Linked DNA regions of Mus musculus: all the other regions are linked to region 2. A link is a loop called in an ENCODE intact Hi-C map of the cell type or tissue named here. Cell type or tissue: heart. All regions are shown on one strand. Region 1 has its middle 16 kb from the start of Gm23096. Region 2 has its middle 81 kb from the start of Gm40042. Region 3 has its middle 46 kb from the start of Gm40042.

Region 1 (8,000 bases), 300 kb after region 2:
CTCAAAAAAACCATTTCAATTGGAAGTTGAATTTCTATTGTATGAAATAGTCCAGGCATGATTTTTTCAAATGTTGCAACCTATTAATGAATCTTTTTTTTCTTATTTCCTTTTCAATTATCAAAACTTCAATAGTTATTTCCTTCCAATGTATTTTCTAGAGTTCCAAATGACAGTGTGTTCTCAAATACTCAATACGATAAACAAAATCAGAGAAATAACGGTAGCCCGTGGTTAAGTTGATCTCAAATATTCATATTTTAGATGACTGAAGATGATGTATTATGCTTATAATCCATCCATAATATATAAGTATTCCTTGTAACCAGAAACACATGTATTTATAGGCCTCTTAGACTAATTTTTTGAAGTTTCTCTACTTTTCTTTTACTTTGTGTTAGGAAACCAGAAATCAAAGACTAGGCTCTTGAGACTGCTGTTTGCCCAATTGTTTATCATGTTACCTATTAACAAATATTGATTCCAAATCTACTCTGTACAAGATCTCATAGCAGAAGGCAAGGAAGGTTTTATAACACTGAGAACTGCTGTCGCTTCCCATTCCGACCAGCAGAAGAGCAACAACACTACGTTCTTCTCAAAGAAGTTTATTCGGGAACCTTTCAACATCATGCATGAATCTCTCTCCAGAAATCAATCTCTCCAGGAAAAAACAATAACAACCTGCCCCCAATCGCAATCCCTTATATATTCTCTCAACCACGCTCCATCAGCCCAGTCCACATAACAGCAGTCCATTGGCCAGAATCATCACTTGTCATATGGTCCGATCTTGCATCATGGTACACCTGCGCAGCTATCACGAAGGATGCGGCTTATTTTCAGGTGTATGAGGAAGTCAGGTGCAAGTCATAAGACTTGGCTGCAGTCCCAGGCGCCATCTTGGGACTGCTGCCACACCCGCTCCTCACAAACTGCAACATCATTGCTGCAGCAGAACACAAGAACAAATTCTCCGAGTTTCTTTTCTGGCAATGTAGGCATCTGATGTGGTATAAAACTTTATGTTTTACATAGGATCAGTACTTAACTAAAAGGCATCAAAAGTATTATAAATGGAAAAGCTGTCAAAATATTTAGCATTAACCATTGTATTACCATTTCCTAAAGATGAATACAAATTATACACTGGTTAACCATAAATTTTGTCTTAAATTCATGCACATCTTTATCAATCTGAATAAACCAAGCTAAGGCATTTAAAAATGAACAAGCATAAATAATTCAGGCTTGGGACTTAATAAAATGAGTTTGTTACTAAAAACCAATCACCACTACAAAAGAATATTTTCAGAATTTTTTGTGACATTGAGATTTATTTGGCATAATCACGTTTCTCCACCCAGATTGCGACATCTGTGGCGTAACCACTATACTTAATCCTCAGAAACGCTGCAGAATTGGGAACAGAAAGACTGTAAGGGCCAGAGGACAAAGAAGCCTACTGCTAGACAGCATCTTCCAAACAGGATAGGGTTCATATACCCACAAAATATCAACAATATGGTTGCCTAGGCAGCATCAAAATTTATTTTAGTTATAGATAAGAAAGTACTTACTCTTGAGACAAAGAACTGAGTGATGTTGTTGATCCCCAGGTGGAAGAGAGGGTTGTCATGGTCTATTAGCACAGGTAGACTAGACTCCGATGACTTATAATTGGAAAACATTTTTGTTGTCCTGGGATGAGATCCAACCATACTGGTGAGTATTACAATAGTGAATATTACCTGATGGCAAGACTTCTCTTCTCCCTTCGAGGGATATCTGTGATATCTGAATATGCTTTTGTTTTTCACCGGGAGTATTAATATGTATCATGTGTCCAAGAAACATTTGTTGAACAAGTAAGAAGTATGTCATTTAATATATGGAATGGACTAACATCTTGCTTGCCTTCAATTTCATCATCAAACCTTGATTTTTTTCTTCGTATTATTTTTTTTTTCTAATACCATGGCTAAGTTGATTATCTCTGGTCTCTTGTACAAAATTAAAAACTTTGAAATTCAGGCCCATGTAGTACTTGAGTCCTTCCATTTGGTGAAACTGTGAGGGGCTAGCCTGGCCTAGCTGGATTGCCAGATCCAGCCAGAGGCTGTGGGCTGAGATCTGGGAAAGGAGCCACACAAGCGTGCCAGTAAGAGTCCCCAGCTGGAAGCACTCACAATCCTTCATCCCTGTGTTGCATGCAGTTCACATTGAGAAGGCTCAGGCTCAGACTGCAGGGCAGTGGCACAGCTGTGAGGTTCTGGGTTACCCAGGAATTTCTTAGCAAAGGTGCTTCTAGACCTTTCTTCATCTTAGCGTTGTGCTCTGGGTCCCACTTGCCAATCAGCTTAGGAAAGAATTCTTCCAAGAGCCGCCCAGGCCTTTCGTGTTTGCTCTGTCTAGGCAGAGGAGGCAGTGATGCAACCTGGGTTTCTCAGAGGAAAAATGTGAGTCGGGAGGCCACTGTCTTGCAGCTATTGGAGGAGAAGAGCTGTTCTACCTCAGGGAAGTAGGTGGTACTGTCCAGCACAGCCTGAACCACTTGAGTACACAGTGGCACACGTGATGCTGCCGGAGTGGGAGGAAGGGCACCACAGCATCCAGCAGGTGCTCCTCCATGATGCCAGACCGCCAGAAGCCATGCTGAGGGTTATCCATCACAGCTCGGGAGATTACTGGCTCCACCTCCTGTAGGCTGATATCTTCCCTGTCCCCGAGGCTGCGCCAGGCCTCCAGGGCCACCTGGTTGATTTGCTCACCGCCAGAACTGCTGATAAATATGAAGATGGTTTGGCGATAGTTGGTCCCATACACAACCCAAGAAGGGCCCAGGAAGAGCAGCGCAGCAAAGCCACTTCCCAGGCCGCCCGAACAGCCGGAGGATCGAGCCCCAGGGCTGGCAGCTGTGCCTCACCACCACCATCTGGTTGAGGCCCAGTTTCGGTCAGAGGCTGCCCACCGCCCTTCATATTATTTTTAACATTTCTTTCTTTTCTCAGACTCTGAAAATATTTGCATTAGTTCCCTGATTTTTCTACTCATATCTGTGTTTTCAACCTTTACAACGATTTGATTTTCCTGTTGCCATGTTATTCCTTTTCGTTTTCTATATTTTTATACATTATTTTATTTATTTACATTACGAATGGCATCCCCCTTCCCTGTTTCCCCTCTTCAAACCCCCTATCCCATCCTCCCTCCACCCTGCTTCCAGGAGGGAGCTCCCCCACCAACCCACCCACCCACTTTTCTAACTTTCTGAAGATGCTCTAATAATTTTCTTACAACTAGGATTTTACTATTACCCGAAATGAAACTTGAATACTATCAGAACACTAAAATCCAGTTTAATGCTTTATCATACTTTTAATAATTAGAATTTTACAGTTTGTTTTAACTATGATGTTTTACAAAGCAGTTGCTTTAAGTAGTAGTTGAGAAGGTCACCACCAATACACATTTTCTAGTAACTAACTCTGTTTGGATCTTTGAATACACTTCTCATACTCTATCAGGGGCATCAGGTACCCGATCCTATCCTTTCTGGGTCTATTACTTTAGGGATTAGGGGAAGGATATTGTTTCATATTTGCTGGTTGTCAAGATAAATTTTTCTTCAATGGCTTGACAAAAAAAATAAATAAATAAAAAGAGGAGGAAACTACATTTTTAAGACCCTGAACCCATTATTCACATTCACCACAAAACTCTGTTACAGAAAATATCTGGAGGATAAAAACAAATTGCTGGTCACACCAGTGAGTGGAAACTGTTGCTCTGGAAAGAAAAGAGTGGAAAAATGAGATGTTTGAGTCACACATTTTGGCTTCCCTCTGACTCTTAGAAGCTAGACAGCCTATTTTCACTTGCATCTGTGTTACTGTCTTTTCTCCATCATGGCCTTGGAATGAACTACTCCAGCAAGGCAGCTTGAAACAAAAACATACATATACATTGGCAGGAGTCTTCAGGCTCTTTTTAGAATCCTGGCTTTTAAGTCAGCTTGGCTCCTGGCCAAAGTTAAAAGAAAAAAGATCAACAGTTAAACAGCTGGTACCAATTATCCTGACTGCAGTGGGTGTACACGCTCAAGTGTCAGAGGAGCAAGCGGAGCCTATGACATAATGGGCTAGTTATTTCAGAACTGGACTGTGGTACTTAGCTCCGCTTGCCAGTTGGCATCTCTTTAAGAAATCTTCAGAGTTATTGCACCCAAACTCTTGTAATCAACAATCACTACTATATTAGTGTGTTTGTGATCCACAGAAATCATCATGAAACTGTGCATTAACTCCACTTGAATTTGTTAGTGGTAAAAAAAATGCCTTAGAAAAAATTAGATAGATAAGTGGTTTCTATAAATACTTGTTTGATAAGCAGTTTGCTTGGACACTAGCACAGAGCTATGTGGCTTGAAATTTGAAATGCACTGTGTTAATTAACAAAACAAAAAACGTATTATTTGAAATGTTTCAACCTGGCAATTTACTTACAATGTATTTTCTCTCAAGTTCATTTATAGAAACAATGAGAAAACTAGAGAGATGCTCAATCCACTTAAAATATACTAAATTTTTGTAATGTATTTTTATATTTAAACTTGATTTTATAATCTATCCTTTTTTAGGAGCTACGTGAAGTTACTTTTCTGTAGAACCAGAAGGAAACTCTTGGCCCTATTGACCAGAAAGAATTTGGAAGAGACAAAAACTCTAGTTGATAAGTTTTCTCCGTGGGAACTACATGTCTAAATTTGGCAAGGTTTACTGGTTTTAATATGTTCCACTCTGAAATAGAAACTCTCTTAAGTTTACTTTAGGAAAAAAATAAATAAATCCATTGCTCTCAATCAGGATGAGCATCTCACAAATCACAAAGAGGATTTTGTAACTAGGCAACCAGGGTCAGGGAGACAGTAAGCAGGGCCTGCTGAACACACAGCAGGCAGAGAGTGAGTCTGAGCTGGGAGGCACAAATTGAACATAGGATTTTGAAGCACTCCTTTTAAAAACACATCATTCCGTAATACCTTGCAGGTGTGTACCATGAAAAGCAGCTGCTCTAAACTCATGCTTTGAAGAAAAAATATTTTATTCAGAATATTCTCCAGAATAAATGTATCCTGATTAGCCAAAGAAAACTGGAAAACAAAACCTTCGGGTCTTTTTGTTACTCATGCCATCTCAGTTGAGTGTTAAGTGGACATTTGCCTCTGCTAGACAAAGATATAATCTATGCTTGCAAAGAAAAGGGGCAATTGACTAACTCCTATACCAAAGCCAATTAAAATAGTTGAAAGATTTTCATATGATCTTTTCACGTAACTGAGATCAATATTTCTTTTTTTTTTTCCATTTTTTATTAGGTATTTAACTCATTTACATTTCCAATGCAATACCAAAAGTCCCCCATATCCACCCACCCCCACTCCCCTGCCCACCCACTCCCCCTTTTTGGCCCTGGTGTTCCCCTGTACTGGGGCATATAAAGTTTGCAAGTCCAATGGGCCTCTCTTTCCAGTGATGGCCGACTAGGCCATCTTTTGATATATATGCAGCTAGAGTCAAGAGCTCCGGGGTACTGGTTAGTTCATAATGTTGTTCCACCTATAGGGTTGCAGATCCCTTTAGCTCCTTGGCTACTTTCTCTAGCTCCTCCATTGGGAGCCCTATGATCCATCCATTAGCTGACTGTGAGCATCCACTTCTGTGTTTGCTAGGCCCCGGCATAGTCTCACAAGAGACAGCTACATCTGAGTCCTTTCGATAAAATCTTGCTAGTGTATGCAATGGTGTCAGCGTTTGGATGCTGATTATGGGGTAGATCCCTGGATATGGCAGTCTCTACATGGTCCATCCTTTCATCTCAGCTCCAAACTTTGTCTCTGTGACTCCTTCCATGGGTGTTTTGTTCCCAAATCTAAGAAGGGGCATAGTGTCCACACTTCAGTCTTCATTCATCTTGAGTTTCATGTGTTTAGCAAATTATATCTTATATCTTGGGTATCCTAGGTTTGGGGCTAATATCCACTTATCAGTGAATACATATTGTGTGAGTTTCTTTGTGAATGTGTTACCTCACTCAGTATGATGCCCTCCAGGTCCATCCATTTGGCTAGGAATTTCATAAATTCATTCTTTTTAATAGCTGAGTAGTACTCCATTGTGTAGATGTACCACATTTTCTGTATCCATTCCTCTGTTGAGGGGCATCTAGGTTCTTTCCAGCTTCTAGCTATTATAAATAAGGCTGCTATGAACATAGTGGAGCATGTGTCCTTCTTACCTGTTGGGGCATCTTCTGGATATATGCCCAGGAGCGGTATTGCTGGATCCTCCGGTAGTACTATGTCCAGTTTTCTGAGGAACCGCCAGACGGATTTCCAGAGTGGTTGTACAAGCCTGCAATCCCACCAACAATGGAGGAGTGTTCCTCTTTCTCCACATCCACGCCAGCATCTGCTGTCACCTGAATTTTTGATCTTAGCCATTCTGACTGGTGTGAGGTGGAATCTCAGGGTTGTTTTGATTTGCATTTCCCTGATGATTAAGGATGTTGAGCATTTTTTCAAGTGCTTCTCTGCCATTCGGTATTCCTCAGGTGAGAATTCTTTGTTCAGTTCTGAGCCCCATTTTTTAATGGGGTTATTTGATATTCTGAAGTCCACCTTCTTGAGTTCTTTATATATGTTGGATATTAGTCCCCTATCTGATTTAGGATAGGTAAAGATCCTTTCCCAATCTGTTGGTGGTCTTTTTGTCTTATTGACGGTGTCTTTTGCCTTGCAGAAACTTTGGAGTTTCAGAGATCAATATTTCTAAGTATTTACATGTTCACAGAGCACAGCACAGAGTTGTCACCTCTATATGAATTCTACAAATCTGCAGACATGACAAAAAAAATCAAATGCTGTTACTGATTTTGAGTTTGCCTTTAAGATCTAACATCTTTAAGCTCAAAAAGGGACATTGGCTTATAGCCCTAAAAGATGATTTCAGAGAACCTTGGTGATTATTCTGCTCATTTGCGTTACCAGGTGGATGTCTCAGAAACAAAAGAGTTCTGTGAACAGCTCTAAAATGTATATGTCACTTTAACTACAAGGGGACAGCATGGAGAGGGTGAGAGGCTATGGAGCTCTAAATGTGATATCTTCACCAAACTTCTTCACTCAAGGCTCAAGGCACTGTGGGGTCAAGAGGAGGCAAAAGATTGTTAAGAACCAGAGGTGATGGATGATCTTAGGGGAACAATATCTTCCAGAGTGCAGCATGCACAGGGATTGTACATGCTCAAGTCAAAGAAGGCCCCTGCACTGAGATGAGGAAGTAGACGTGAGCCTCCATCCTTAACAAAGAGGCACTTTTCAATTCATACCTGCTTAAAGGGAAAATTTAGGTTTCTGCAATGAAGCATCACTGGGTATGTTAAGCAGTATCCAGAGTGGGCTTCATGCCCAGGATTAGTTGCCCAACAAATGCATGGACTCCCTGCTGTGTTTGGTTTTGTTTACATGGGAGTAAGTGTGCTTTTTCTTTTATTTTGCCATATATTATCTTACTGGTCTTTTGCTTGTTTGTTTTGATTCTGTTTTTGACGTGTTGTTTGCTTCTCATTTTTGTTTTTGTTTTAGTGTGTGTGTGTGTGTGTGTGTGTGTGTATTCATTTTTGGTTGTTTTTTTTTTAAATGAAACACACAGAGAGATGGAGAAAGAAAGGGAGACAGACACAAACACACAGTGATGGCGGGGGCAGATGAACATTGAGAGAACATAAGTTGGGTGGGTAGGGAGGATCTGGTAGGAGGTAGGAGAAACAGTTTCAAAATATATAGTATAAAGATTGTTTCTAAAAATGAGAAGATTGGGAAATACAAAGTAGTGGTTGTGAATAGTAATATCTGTTGGTAGGTTAAAAATATATTTTATAAAAAAATAAAAACTTGTATTTCATTTTTAATCCATTGTTTTATCATTCTGTGTAAATGT
Region 2 (8,000 bases):
GGTAGGAGAATTGGTAGGGAATTGCAAGATAGAGAGCCTATTGAAACAATAGTATGTCTCATTAAAACAATCATATAGAACATTAAACTAAGGACAATCACAACACTTATTATTTTCTAAATATGCTTTTATTTCCTTAGTTATGTGGCACACATATTAATAATAGAATAAATAATAATGAGTTTCATTTTGAAGATGTATTATACATCAGACCATAATTTTTCTAGATAGCTTTGAAAACATCACTTTAAAAACTTCTATGGAAAAATTGTGCTTCATAATTTCTATTAGGAAATTTCATTTCATCATTTCTTCAATTTTAATAAAAAATCAAATTAACAAAGATTTCTTTTTATTGTTGTGGTTACATTCTCTGGTTGTATTCTTAATTCTATAAGATTTTCTGTCTCACATTGATCTTTTTTACCCCCAGCTGTTTTATTTTACTTGGGAAATAGCTGTTTCTTAATATATTTTTTCCATTTATCTTCCAGTAGATATTTGAGTGTCTGTGAAGGCAAGGGGACTTGATTTCCCATAGCTTCCAGACTCTGTTTATTTTCTTCCCACACACTGCATCTGATCACTCCTCATTTCACACACACCCTGTGTCGCACTGGGTTTGTTAGATAATTCTGGAAGTGACATTCACTCCACTCTCCTGTCTTTCTTTCTTTAACTCATTTCCTAAGAAACACCTTTGTTTTGTAATTTTTCCTGGTTAGAAATGTGACAATTTTCTCTTCTAATTAGAGTTCGTTTAGTTCTACTTTTGAAAACATAAGATGAAATCCTGTGTCTCCTGGGGTAAGTTTTTTTCAACTATGTCGCAGAAAATGAAATGATTAGAATCTATATTCACACTCCCATTGCAATCCTCTTCCTCATACTGGGTATTTGGCTTTCCATTTCTTTTTTTATATTGAATATTTTATGTATTTACATTTCAAATGTTATCCTCTTTCCTGATTTCCCCTCAGCACATGTCCATTCTATCCTCCCTCCCTCTGCTTCTATGAGGATACTCCCTCCTCCTCCCACCTCACCACCCTGATATTCCCCTACACTGGAACATCTAGCCTTCACAGGACCAATGACATCTTCTCCCATTGATGCCAAATAAGGCCATTCAGTGCTACATATGCAGCTGGAGCCATGGATCCCTCTATGGGTACTTGTTGGTGGTATTTGGCTTTTCATTCTTTTTTTTTTAATAATTTTTTAATTAAGTATTTTCTTCATTTACATTTCAAATGCTATCCCAAAAGTCCCCCAGACCCTCCTCCCCCTGACTCCCCTACCCACCCACCCCTACTTCTTGGCCCTGGCGTTCCCCTGTACTAAGGCATATAAAGTTTGCAAGACCAAGGGGCCTCTCTTCCCAATGATGGCTGACTAGGCCATTTTCTGATACATATGCAGCTAGAGACACGAGCTCCAGGGTTACTGGTTAGTACACTCCTCCATTGTTGGTGGGGTTGCAAGCGTGTACAACCACTCTGGAAATCAATCTGGTGGTTCCTCAGAAAATTGGACATAGTACTACTGGAGGATCTCACAATACCTCTCCTGGGCATATTCAGAAGATGTTCCAACTGGTAAGAAGGACACATGCTCCACTATGTTCATAGCAGCCTTATTTATAGTAGCCAGAAACTGGAAAGAACCCACATGTCCCTCAACAGAGGAATGGATACAGAAAATGTGGTACATTTACACAATGGAGTACTACTCAGCTATTAAAAAGAATGAATTTATGAAATTCCTAGGCAAATGGATAGACCTGGAGGGCATCATCCTGAATGAGGTAACCCAATCACAAATATGATACTCACATGATATGTACTCACCGATAAGTGGATATTAGCCCAGAAACTTAGAATACCCAAGATACAAGATACAATTTGCAAAACATATGAAACTCAAGAAGAATGAAGACCAAAGTGTGGACACTTTGCCCCTTCTTAGAATTGGTATTTGGCTTTTCAAACAGGGTTACATATGGTTTTTCTTGGTGTTGGTGTTTTGTTTTTATTGATGTAGAAATAGAGACCTTATCTGCTCTGTGTATGTTTTAAAAGCTGAAGTTCCAGTAAGACTGTTATCTGAAGTGATTTGAGTTTGTGCACACAGTAGATGGTGGCTGCCTTGATGTTATATTATCAAATGCTTGCTTTGCAGAGTGTCGACTGGGGAAGCTGCAAACAGAGCATGCAGGCAGGTTCTGAGACTGCTTTCAGTGAAGAATGTTGAGTGATTCCTGCTGTTTTAAGCTGGCTCTTCCTTTGGAAGCAGGGGCGGGTCAAAACTATGGGTGTCAGTTTTTCATCTTTGGTAGTGATTCAAGAATGTAAAGGGAAAGGAAACCCTGGCCCTCTACCAGCTCCAGTCAAGCTGAGATGCTCATTCTGGCTCCATTTGTTTTTATGCATTTATACCCACTTTCCAGTTGCTATTTTCCAGGGCAGACACATTGCAAAAAAACATCAACTTTTATCTCATTAAGTGCTAAAACTAAACAAATTATCTTCTAAGCTCCCAGGCTGAAGTTCACCCTGGTGACTCAAACCAGTTTTCAAAGCACATGTTTCCTGCTCATGGGTCCCTGTGCCCTTTCATCCGGGGAACCCTGATGTGACTTTGAGGACAAACTGATGAGTCTTTGCTCCGTGTATAACTGTAATTTACCACTCTTTGTGGTCATTTACATCTTATTGCTATGGTCATTTGGAAAGATTCACCACAACTCCTTTTCAGTAAAGGTAAATTTAACACATTTTTTGGAAGAATCCACATCTTCAAGATGTGGAAAAGCTTGATAGAAAAGCTTGATTTTCATCAGGAGTTGGAAAATAATAAGAAATGTAATGTCTTCAGGACTTAGTAAAATGAAGCTCCTTTTTCTTGTTATTTTAATCTCAAATATTTTCAGCTGACTTTTTAGTGCTTTTAAATGTGTGCACTACTTTTAAAAAGTAACTTTATCTCCAGCAAGATAGCTTCTTCCCCTAAAACTACCCAGAAATGATGTAATATGTTTAATGGTGGTCATAAAGTCACTGGTGAAGGATGTCATTGGCCCTATGTTACTAAGTCAATGAGAAACAATGCATTTAAATGCTTTCAAATACAATTGCAAGTCTCAATAATGGATTACCTGCCATCTTAGTTCATTTGGACTGCTGCAACATGATACTACAAATACTCCTTATACAACAGAGATGTATTTCCTGCAGTTATAGAGGTTAGGTAATCTGAGGCAATGAGTGCCTACTTAGAGTCTAACAAGGGCCTCATAGCATGCACATCATGCCATGAAGTCCTGGTTACCAGAACAATTGCATCTTCAGAAATAGGGTCAAAGAAAGGGAAGGGGCCTTTCTTATTTTTGCATAATTACTCTCTTGTGAGAGCTAATGAGAGTCCCATGGAAATCGTATTGATGCCTCCCATGGTCAGATTGCCTCTATGGTCTCAGTATCTGTCACTAAGCACCAACTCTTTTAAGCATCTCATTCCTTAACATCTCTACAAGAAGATCAAGCTTTCAAAACTCGCATCCTTGGACATGATAACACATCTAAATAGTGATAGTTGTCTTAAAGCATATCACAGCTGGAAGTTTCTATCAGTCTAGTGAAGACCAGTTTTTACATTGTTCACATGCTCAGAGTCAGGACGGTTCATTGCTAGCTATCAATAATCATTAGTTTTGCTAATCTAGCTAAATAATTTATGCCTTTAGCAGTTTCAACAGTAGCACATTCTCTATTATTTAAATGTATCTAACATGGATTTTTATCTATATCTCCTAAAACAATTTTAATTAAAACTTTTTCATAACTTCTACTTTTCTGTCCATTGAAAATAAACATTATAGTGATATTTAATCATTCTTTTAATTGGATTTGTCAGATTGTTAAGCTGTTTTTGTGTTATTTCTCCTCTTCCTTCTCTTCCTCCTCCTCCCCTCCTCTTTCTCCTTATCTTCCTCCTCCTCCTTCTCCTTCTTCTGTAGTCCTCTCATGTAGTAGGGAAACACTCTACCAGTGAGCTCTACTCATCTCAAGGATAAGTTATTTCTAAAAGAGAAATATTCTAGTTAGATTACAATTGGGATTGTGAAGTTCCAAGTACCAATATTTCTCTTTCTGGGTGCCAAGCACATATGTTAACAGAAGTCCGATTGAGTTTTCTGTGAAACATCTTGGCCTGTTTGGGTTTCAATTTGTAGCCGACCATATGGTATGTAGCTTTGGAGAAGTGGATTCAAGCTGGCAGGCTGCTGTTGCTAACTCTGGGCTTACATGCACCATTTGAGTTTGTGCAGCTCCAAATTGGAGCTCAAGCCTTATCTCCTTGTTCTGAAATATGAGGAGGTCCAGATTTTTTATAGCTCCTAAGCCTCCCAGACAAGTATAATCACCAGCACACCAAAGAGCTAGGAACGTAAGCCAAACGCAAACAGATTTGGGAGTGAGAGCGGAAGAGCTTCAGCTGTTGGGTCAAGCTGGGTGCAAAGTGGCTCTGGGTTTTCAGAAATGGGAGAAGAATGTCACCCTGTTGAACTCTCTGTGATAAAATGAACTTGCCCTTTAGCACTTTCCCCCCAATAATAGAGGAAATCAGCCCAGGAGAACTAGCATTTAGAGTGTGGGTATGGCAAAATTGGTGATCAAAAAAAGAAAAAAATTCCAAAGAAACAAATGGCACAGTAATTTGATGAACTGCAATGTGAGTTATATATTACTGATAATAATAATTATTTTTCAATTAACTCCTAAATCCATAAGTAAAACTCAAGTGAGTCAAAATTATGAAGAACTACATATCCAACTTAGCCTTGGCTCTCACATGAGCATTTCCCACTTTTCTTCCTAATGCCGATTTCATTTCATTTTTATCTTGTCTGCTTGTCTGTCAGTCCTAATTACTGGTGGTTTGTTTCTTGACATAGCTTTTCTGAAGTGATATGCAAATGAAGGTTTCAGTGAAAACTCCATTTTTGTTGTTGCTGTTGTTGTTTTTGTTGCATCCCATATCCTCGAGCTTGAAGAACCACATTGTACACTATGAAAGAGAACACAGTTCAATTTCTGTAGTCAAGGTCTTTAGAGCCCCGTGGATTTGGTCAGATAATAAAGTAGAGGTAAAGACCCAAGAGTGAGGAGGATTGTGGTGAGCTGAGAACCATGCATCCAGCCAAGGATGAAGTATCCTACACCCTGCTGGAGCTGAACTTACTGGTTTTACACAGGAATGTAGACATCTTGACCATTATGATACACATTTGCCCTATAGTTTTTAAGTGTGAACAAGATTACTTTTGTACTTTTAAAAGAATAACTCTTTTTAGAGTAATGCCAAAATAAGGTTGAGGCACAGAGAGGTCTGGTCAGTGTTTAACATACTTACTTGGGATGCACAAAGCTCTAGGTTGGATTCCCAGCACAGGAAACAAAAACAACAAAATAATCCACAAACAAGCAAAAACAAACAAACAAACAACAGAAAACAAATAAACCAAACACCAGGTATTGGAAAATGAACAGCATACCCAACCAACAACACTGGCATATTGCCTTTGGCATGACATCTGCATAGTGATCAAAACTATTCCTCTCCAGAACAGAATCTAAGCAAGTGCTGAAGTTGTGGGTTTCTGGGTTAGCACTTTATCTCTGTGGTGTGCTCTCCTAGGTATGTGATCCACAGAAGTTGACCTCATTAGCTCCTTCACCACTGCAACCCTCTCCTGGGAATCAGTTAATAGCCTAATCTCACCCATGAACCTAAATAATGGTTTCAATCACTCTGTTTCCTCTGACGTATGTCACTGTGGATCTCAGCATCTATGGGAATCTCACCCAGCATTCCTTTTCAGTAATACCTATATGATGGCTGTGAAGACTATTGGTTGTCCATTTGACTGTATGTGGAATGAACTACAGTCCAGAAATGGAGGGTACACAGGTGAGGGAATTTCTGTTTGGTGTGAAGTGATGAATCCACTGTGAGTATGGACCTTTGAAGTAAGAAGACATATATGCCTTTGATCTGGATCTTAAGGCTGGAGGACACAGGACTTTAATCCAAATCTTGAGGCAGGAAGACATACCAGTAATCTAGGCTTTATCTTGGCTGGTAGTCTATATAAGGACATAGAAAAAGGGAAGGTTTCCTCTTCACCTGCTTGCCCTTGCCTTGCTAGCACATCCATTCCTTCATTGGCATTGGAGTCTACTTCTTCAGGACTCCATCATATTCAAAAAACCAGCTGAGACATTCACCCTTTTGAAACTGAGCAACTACTAGGGAATATATATATATATATATATATATATATATATATATATATATATATATATATATATATATGTATATGTATGTATATATTCTGTGACTTTAGATACAGCATCTGTTTTGTGAGTTGGAGGGTTGGAAAACTCACAAAGATCAGGAAACACATGAATCTTACAAGACTCACAGGCCTCTCTCCAACATTATATATTAAGGAGTAAATAGTTGCTGGTGGGGAGGAGAAAATCTTAGTGGAGATGTCTGCAAGGAGTGCAGTGAATGCCAGTGATGGAGATTTTGTGATGTGTTAGCTGTATCACTGTGTATTTCTGATGATACAGATGTCATGGTATCATTCCTGTTCCTATGAGTAACTACAATAAGCACATTGGCTTACTGTGAAGGTAGGCGCCTTTCTTTGGATCAGTCTTCAGTGCTCTATCCAAGATAAATAGACATTTGTTCAAGTCTCCTCAAGGATTATCATGTCTTTGTTTTCTTAGCCTTCATGACTCTGGACTTCCCTCATGGTTACTAAACTGGCGTTCCATCTAATGTTTTCAAGGCAGCTTTCCTAGATCACCTTCTACAACCATTGGGAGATGCCCATGATACCCTTTTCAGCTAGTGCCCTTGTAGTGGTAATGGGATCATACTCTAATACTGTTGAAGATGCTTTTGTCTCAAAATTGATGACAAGCATCTGGAGGGCTCTCATGCACATATGAGGTGTGATGAGGTATCTGCTCATCTGACATAATAATTTGTTACAGAAACATACTTTTCTATAATAACATTTTCTATAATAACTCCTATGCTACTTATGTGGTGCAGTTATTCTCTGAGAGTATGAGTGGAGTGACCTGGCCTGACCCATCTCCCTAAATCATTGTTTCCTAATTGTCCCCTCTCTGTAGCTATGCTGATGCTGCCCTGTTATTTTCCTATAGAGAATGTGGCCTATATCTATGGCTTTTTCAAGCATTCAAAACCAGTTTTGGCTTGCTAGAAAAAATAGTACACCCATGGATAATGCATGCACTGGGGCACACGAGGAAGCCATGCCTCTCCTGTCTTACTTTGACCTGTAGTTGCTGCTAAGCAAGCAGGTTCAGGTCGCTGAAGTACACAGACACTGTTAGAGTCCCTCTGAACCAGAGAGCTCCTTTGGTTGATGTAAACATCTTTTTAACTAACTCAATTTACTATTTCTTTTTTTCAAAACTTCTTGCATTTTTATAATGTCTTTTCATAAGTCATTAAAATAAGATACCTGAATATTTGCAAGTTTTCTAGTTAAATTTTATTAATGCCAGAATAGGTCAAATGGAAACTGTCCCAGGAGGTAAGGAAAAGTGTTTTGTTTTAAAATGTATTGTAAATATGTAGGAAATAAAAAGTCAACTGAACCCACATTTTCAAATTGAGAACTATATAAGAATTCCATTTTTTTCTTTTTTCTTTCTTTTCTTTTCTGATCATCAGCATACATTCCCTTGGTATTTGGGATGTCGGGCTTTCTATATCAGAAACCATTAGTTAGCAGCCTGAATACATCCTGGAATACCACAGCTTCTTGGAGCAGAGTGTTTTCTGTGTCTAGAGCCTTGTGTCTCAGCCAGAGGTAACCATGCCTTTTCATGAAATGAGTCAACAGCAGAAGGTATAGATCATCATAAATGGGAGAGGTACACTACTGT
Region 3 (8,000 bases), 130 kb before region 2:
TCAGCTTTTATTGACAAATCAGAGAATCAATGGGGAGCAATGTTTCCATACCATTGAGACCTGAGATTCTTAGAATAACCATTACAATGGCATGTCTGTTTTGTAATCAAATATGAGGGCTGTAGTGGCTATTCTTGTTTGTTAACTTGACTATATATAGAATGAACTACAATCCAGAACTGAAGGCTCATCAGTTGATCCTATTCTTGAGGCTGGGAGAAACAAGTGTCTGACCTGGATCTTAGCATGGAGATCTTGAGGCATAGTGGCTATGAATTCCAGAAGATTAAGTAAGAAAGATCTCGGAGTTCAAGGTCATCTGGGATTAAAGGTGTGGTGGCTTTAACCTGGGCTACACCTTCTGCTGGAGGCCTATATAAAAGGACATTGGAAGGAGGAAGATTCACTCTCTCTTCTTTGCCTTCTTGCCTTGTGGGACTGAACAACTGCTAGATCCTTGGACTTCCATTCACAGCTGCTGCTAACCAGTGTTGGGAGTTGGACTGCAGACTGTAAGTCATCAACAAATTCCTTTACTATATAGAGACGACACATAAGTTCTGTGACCCTAGAGAACACTGACAGAGAAAGCAACATTTGAATAATACAAGGATAATCTTTACACAATGTACAATAACAGTATGCCTACAAAACAGATAGGATTCAAATGTAGTAAAGCAGAAAATGATGGTCCCCAAGCTTGTGTTACATTAAAATGTAATTTATATAACTTTACACAACTTACTTTGAAACAGCACCTGTACTTAACGATCAACTCACATTTTTTTTCTTTTTTTAATCTAAAACCATCACAAACCCAGAAATGTTACTGGCTCTTGCATCCCATTTTCTGATGTGAACCCCAAATCTTCACGCACAAGATTAAGCCTTACTCAAAAGCACCTAATCTTAGTTCTGTTATGTGGGAAGTCAGACACCTTGCATGTATTACTTCTGTTTCTAGCATGTTGATGTCAGTCTAGACCACAGGTTCTCAACCTGTGGATAGTTACCCCTTTGGCAAACCTTGACTTCCAAGAATATTTGTATTAAAATTTATAACAGTAGCAGAATTACAGTTTTGATGTAGCAGTAAAAAAAATGTATTGTGGGAGCTCAGCAAAACATGAGGAACTGTATGAAAGTATGACAGTGTTCTCAAGGTTTAGTGCCACTGGCCTAGACCAAGGGGGTTGCAGAGATACTCAGGACAATTAAAGGACTAAAGAAGCTGAAGGGGTTTGCAACCCCATAGGAAGAATGACAATATCCTCCAACTAGACCACCAAGAGCTCCCAGGGACTAAACCACCAACCAAGGAATATACATGGAGGGGCCCATGGCTCCAGCAGCATTTGTAGCAGAGGATGGCCTTGTGGTAAGGCCTTGGTAAGGCCCCAGAATCAACTCCTCTGGAGAATCCGGCCCTTGGAGGATGCCCCTGGTCCACCTCCCCCCTCCCCCTGCACAGTTGGATCTATCCTTGTAGTTGTGGTTGGTCCTTCCACCATTACTCACTGTTGTTCTCAGAAGCCCATCAACTGCTGACATTTATGAGAAGAGGGCACTACGTCTTAAAGGAGAAAAAAAAATTCTTTGAAAGTACATGCTTTTTAAGTTCTCATCAGCCTTTCATCAGAATGACAAAGTGGGTTGTACACAATCTTATTGGTTTTTGTTAAAATTAAATATTGAAGCTGATTCTGATCATTGGTTTTCCTGTTTGTTTCTTTGGTTTCTTTCCCTCCAAATGATCACCCAAGACAAGCTTCTGAAATAAAGTATTGCTAACTGTTGTTTTTCATAACAATTTATCAATGGTTTTTCATTACCTATTACAGAAAATGTGAATGCCTTGTGCAACATTATCCAGTCTTTGAATTCCCACTTTTATATGTCTCCATCTTTAATTGATTTTCTTGGTATTTGCAGTTCTGATAATGTAATCTACTGGTGACATTTTAATTCCTTGAATATATGTGGCACTTTCTCATATTCCCAATTTTCACACACAAGTCTGTCTTGGCTTGCCTTTATGCCTTGGCTTATACAAATATCTATGTTTCAAATTACACTTGATAGGATTTGATTTATTCTGTCCAAAACAAGTTAACCAGTCCCTGCCCTGGGCTCCAATAAATACATTGTATTTACATCCAGTATATAATCAAACATACTGGTAATAAAAATTATAAAGTAATTTATTATTCAACAATTTTGATAGGCATTTGCTATCATCATCATTGAGGAGGAAAGCAAACTTGAATCCTAATTAGATAAGTTTGCTTATTTCTCCATAAAGAATGAGTTGAACGAGCCTGCAGCCCCATAGGAGGAACAACACTATGAACCAACCAGTACCCTCAGAGCTCCCAGGAACTAAACCACCAACCAAAGAGTATACACGGAGGGACCCATGGCTCCAGCCACATATGTACCAGAGGATGGCCTTGTGGGACATCAATGGGAGGAGAGGCCTTGATCCTGAGAAGGCTCCATGCCCCACTGTTAGGGCAATGCCAGGACAGGGAATGGGAGTGGGTGAGTTAGTGAGTAGAGGGAGGGGAAATGGGATATGGGAAACCAGCAAAGGGGATAACATTTGAAATGTAAATAAAGAAAATATCTAATAAATGAATGAATGAAGTGTTAGCTGAATATTTGACATTAAAGGATTTAAGTTGCAGGTTTAGGCTTTTCAAAACCCACTTTATTTAGGGTTTTTAAATACTTCAACTTCCTTTCTAGCCTATGGAACAGAAGTAGGTGAAAAAGAAAGTTAATAGGAAAATGGGGTTGTAGACTTGTTTAGAAATAGTTCCTTGGGGTGATTCTACTCTTCGTTGTCAGGATACCAGCAATCCAGTTCAATAGCAAACACCAAGTGTGAATCAGTAGCAGTAGCATGAACCAGCAGAAACAGTAAGGCTCTGCAATATTGCCACAAGTTAACAGAAGCGGCCTGAATCAGCCAGAATACCAGGCAAAGTCCTTTGGTGTATTCTGTCTATGAAACAAAGACAATGAAGACCAGTGAAAACCAGTGAAGACCCGTGTTCAGTTTATATTCTTTCTGACCATCATGCACCCTCTCACATGTCTGTTTTCAGCAAAACATCACATGCCCTCTCCCAAGACAGCTTCCAGAAAAACATCAAGTGACACAACTGAGTTGTTAAGAAACCAGAAATGTCTACCTCAACAAGTCATCTTCAATGTTTCTTGTATGCTTCTCTGAATAACCAAATGTATCAAATGTCAGAAGTATGTTTAGGGTTGTTTCAGAAAGTTATGCAAATTCTACCCTTCTAAAGTCAAATCCACTAAATGATATTTTTGGAAACTCAAGTCAAACAGCAATCTCAAATATCTAATATTCGAATAAAATCAACCTAAAGATTTATTAATTTGATACATGCCAAAGAGTGATTGCAGGTGCGTATTAAAATTCTCCTTTCCATAATTAAAACACTGTGCTTTTATAAGACTAGAAAATCCTGTACCCACAGTGAAATCAAAGGAATTCATAACATGACATTATTCCTGAATCTGTAGCGTTCTGTCTAAAGTTCAGTGGCATTGTGTGATGTGATATCTTATGCATTTCAAATTGCCCATGTGTGTTCAGAACCAACACTGCAGTGGGCTTGATGCAAGACGGGCTAGATCCATCAGACTCATGATGTGTTTGAATTGCTTGTTGTTATGCACACAGAAAACTCTTTACTGTTGTCAGGTGTTTTGTAATATCCGCACTCCATGTGTGACCCTGTATGGGGTCTCTACTCATAGTTTAAGACAGGCATTGCATTTTTATGTTTACTTTTAGACACACACCCAACAAAATGTCCAATAAGGTGTGGTTTCTATATTAAATACATCAATTAAGATTCCATTCTTAATAGTAAGTAGGTTCTAGTTTGAAATCCTGAGTTTTCTCTCACTTGCTTTGTGACATCATAGAATCTTTTAAGCTCTCCCAATTTGTAATTTGCACAACTCCAAATTAGTAAAAATGGCAAAATTGATTATATTTAGAATTTACAATATTCTTTGTTAAGAACTGAAGTCAAATGCCCATCGTACAGTATTTTATATGAACTAAATTAAAATTTTAATGAATTAGAGAGAAATTTTATGGTGATTTTGATTTTTTTCTTATGCAAGACTATATTGGACACCATATAATATGATTTGTTTTATTAATACAAGAAATATTTCAAGACTGAAGAGTTCCATCATATCTATGTTAATCCTGTTAAATATGAATGCATATACTTCAGACCAATCCTTGTTGCTAATAAGTAATATTGTCTTACCAGTTTTGGATATACTATCTTGAAGAAAGGATACTTTTAAAACTAAGATATTGATAGGCATGGGTACTGTTTGATTACTGATGGTGCTTGTATAGTTATATGGGACCAGGCTGGTGAGGTGGCTCATGTTTGGAGTACTAGGTTATCGTGTGGGTAACTTAAGCTCTATTACTCATGTTTATCTTTTGTCCTACTTAGTTAAATGCATTTTAATAGGACAACATCGTCTCCGTTTTCCAAAAGGAAAGCACTTCTCTTTTCCCCAAGGATGATATGTACTAAGTAACAATTATTTGGAAAAGCTAAGTACTAAGTAACAAACCACACAGCACTTCTTTAGGGACTTTACTCAAAGGCATGAAGTAGATAGCTCTAAGGCTAAGCACAAGACATTGTTTTTCTTTATATGCCCCAGTACAGGGGAACACCAGGGCCAAAAAGGGGGAGTGGGTGGGCAGGGGAGTGGGGGTGGGTGGATATGGGGGACTTTTGGTATAGCATTGGAAATGTAAATGAGTTAAATACCTAATAAAAAATGGAAAAAAAAAAAGACATTGTTTTTCTTATAAAGTTGTCTCAAGGTGACCTTTCAGAGAGCTCATTTGTCTCTGAGCAGAATTTCCATTTTTAAACACTTGCTACTGATGTAAATGTATGGCTGGAACTATGGTCAGAGACTTGTCCTGATTTTTATTGCTGGCTTGGACCTTGCTTCAAGTCTTTTGGTTGGGAATGCTGAGGATAACTAATTGAATCCATCCATGACTTAGTTTAGAAGAGAATACAGGCAAAACTAAATTGAATTCTACAAGACCCAAAGTACCTTTTAATTGTATTTTAGTATTAAATGCTCAAAAAACACATAGTTACAAAAGATGAAAAGTGAGGTTTCCTGTCTCTGTCTCTGAGAATTGTTTTAGCTCCAACAAACACTAAATCCATAAGTCCGCCCTGACTCTCTTAGGCAGGAATCTTGTGGCTCCCTAGGATTCAGGAGGCCATTATTCCTATGTGACAGGCAGATGTGACCACCTAGGGTCTGCAAAGGCAGATCTCTGTGGAGGCCATCCTTTGAAGTGGTTATGTGACCACCACTTAGAGAAAGAGGAATTACATAAGCAACAATTGAAGAATTCTTTATTTTCTTGATCTTTGGTAAAATTCTTCATGTATCCAACAGTTTGAGGAAAAAAAGGTGTCAAATGCTATGTGCAATTTCTTCAGAAATATTTCATGCCTATAATGCCGTGATCTTGGTTAAGGAAGGTATTTACTTGCGTCTAGTTTAAGTCTACATAGACCATTTCTAAGAACATCTGATTTGATGCATTCCTACTGCTCATGCTTCTCAGAAATCCAGTCTGAAAAGATGCAGTTTGGTGTAGGTCTTAAAATGCTGTGGTGTGTGCTGCAGTGTCTATGGGATTTTGTTGCTCTTGTTGTTTGTGTGTGTTAGAGGGGGAGCGAGTGTCTATGTGTATATGCACATTACATGTGTGTTGTGTGTATATGTTTTATGTGGAGAGCATATATTGTGTGTTGTGTGTAAGTGGTGTATATGGAGTATGTGATTCTGAAGTTTATGTTTGTATCGTGTATATGATGTGTGTGGGGTGTATTTTATATAGATAGTGTTTACATATGTGATGTATACGTGTGGAATTTGTATATGCAATGCATCTATGTGGTGTGTGTAAAATATGTGCATGTGTTGCAAGTATGCGAATAGTATTAATGATTATCATCTAATTTTTTAAACTAAATGTTTGACCAGAGGGTTAGAATTTCAGAATGCTACCTGGAGAGGAATGGTGGTCTTCTGCTTTTCCCCTTCAGAAAGAAGGAGAGGTGAGGAACCAGAAGCTTTATTTAATCCAGTGGCTTTTCTAATAACCTCAGGCCTCCCTGTCTGATTTTATAAGGTGACATTTAATATGAAGAGGAATGTGTACACATAGCCATCTGTTAGGGAAATTTGAACATGAAGGAAATGACAGGACAAGAACAAGTGGGAATGAAGAGGTCCAAGCAGGAGAACCAGAAAATGCATGTGAAGAATTTAAAGAGTGATGCATGAGTGTAGCTGCTCCATCTCACTAAGGAGAGCACACAAACACAGCTGAAGGGTTCTTAAATGATCTCCATTTCACTTGACAGTATCAACATGCACTACAATCAGATGATTGTAAGTACACAAGATCTTTTCAAGGGACTTCAAGCCTTCCTTGAAAAATAAGGCTTCACATTCTAAGGAACCAAATAAGGCAATTGTCTCATATTTATTTTACATGGAAAAGCTACATCATATTAAAATAAATACTAAAAGGATTCACGGAAAATTTAATGTGTCTTGCACATTTTGCAGATCATGTACGATTCCCTTCCTCTAGTCCGTACTGTCCTTCCCTTTGGTCCAAGCTATAACAGTCTTCACTTTGGAGCCCAGAAAGTGGAAAGTGGAGTTTTTGGAGTGAAATTAATGTACATGTGTTGGGTCAGGGGTGTCACATAATTAACAGTTTCAAGAAGTTGTTCCCATTCTTTGTGACCCTCTCAATGTTTTGAAGTACAGTTGTGTACAAGTAGAAGGAAACAGGCAGAGAACATGTGTGGGAATTTCCAGCACCACTAAACTGACTTTGGGCAGACGATTTTATTCACAGAGAATAGAGTTTTATGCCTCACTATGATTTCTGTACCTATTGACAGTGATTGTTCACTTTCTAGTTCTGAGAAATCAAAATGGTCTCCAGATTCTGAAGCAACAATAACTGTAATTGTCCCTGTGCTGTGTCCAAAATTCTGGTGATTTTATAATTTTTCCCTTTATATGAGAACAACTTGTAATAAACACTCTATGGCAACATAAAATCTTCAAGAGATAATAAGATGACTGAAAACATTAATTGGCAATCACTGCCTAGTTTTTACTACTGGCAGTTACTTCACTAAATTATTTATGTAAAAGCAATATTGGATAAGAGTTTTGAATAGTTAAGACTATGCTTACTTGAACTATTTGTTTAAAGCTTCAAATGTTATAAATAATCGGAAACGTGATCAGCGACCCATAGTGTTTCCATTAATAGTAGAGCTTTGTGTGAATCCACACTGAGCTATGCTTTGCAGATACCATGATGAAGCAATGGGATATCCAATTAAACACTGCCAGTGTGGGGGATTGGGAGGAAAGCAAGCTGGTAATGACATGGTACTTGCAAAGACAAATTGGAAAGTAAGGTACACAGACAGATTGTCCTACACAGCAATATTTCTCCTAAAGCTAAAAAAAAATAAAACTCTTTTTCTTAAGGAAGGAGGAGGGGAAAATGTTGGGTATACAGTTTAGATAACAAAGAGGATACAAGGAGTAACTGTTGTGAAAATGTTCTAGATGTTTCATAGCTCATAAAGAGTCTCTTGGTCCAAAGATCCGGCATATGAAGTGATGGGTACTTCAATTTTCCTTGGTTATACATTATTACTTCATTATAGATGCACAAGCATGCAATTATGAATATAATATAATATGCATGTATGTATCAATGTTTTTAAAAAGTAAAATTCACTATGTTGCTTTGTACGTGAACCTTATTGGGTCATGAGGTTCTCATATGTTTGATTAAACATTACTTTGGTTATATTCGAAGAGTCTCAGCACTGAATTTGGTATAACAAGTA

Evidence for each region. Peaks named below come from ENCODE experiments on the same cell type or tissue, not always from the same donor. Only the 100,000 strongest peaks of a DNase experiment are listed, where the experiment ranks them.
Region 1: it touches region 2 in a loop (2.8-fold over the local background); 2 of 42 quality-filtered maps call a loop at or near these places.
Region 3: a loop joins it to region 2, with 4 times the contacts of the local background. A loop is called at or near these places in 2 of 42 quality-filtered maps.

Annotation. Positions count from the first base shown.
Region 1 is chr3:49,638,576-49,646,575 of GRCm38, reverse strand. It overlaps the pseudogene Gm29741. Among named protein-coding and RNA genes, the nearest start is that of Gm23096, 16 kb to the left of the region's middle. In heart, no CTCF peak of the experiment used is centred here; a DNase peak (open chromatin) is centred at 4,095; H3K27ac peaks cover 2,286 bases.
Region 2 is chr3:49,941,341-49,949,340 of GRCm38, reverse strand. No RefSeq gene overlaps it. Among named protein-coding and RNA genes, the nearest start is that of Gm40042, 81 kb to the left of the region's middle. In heart, no CTCF peak of the experiment used is centred here; a DNase peak (open chromatin) is centred at 4,410.
Region 3 is chr3:50,067,808-50,075,807 of GRCm38, reverse strand. No RefSeq gene overlaps it. Among named protein-coding and RNA genes, the nearest start is that of Gm40042, 46 kb to the right of the region's middle. In heart, no CTCF peak of the experiment used is centred here; no DNase peak of the experiment used is centred here.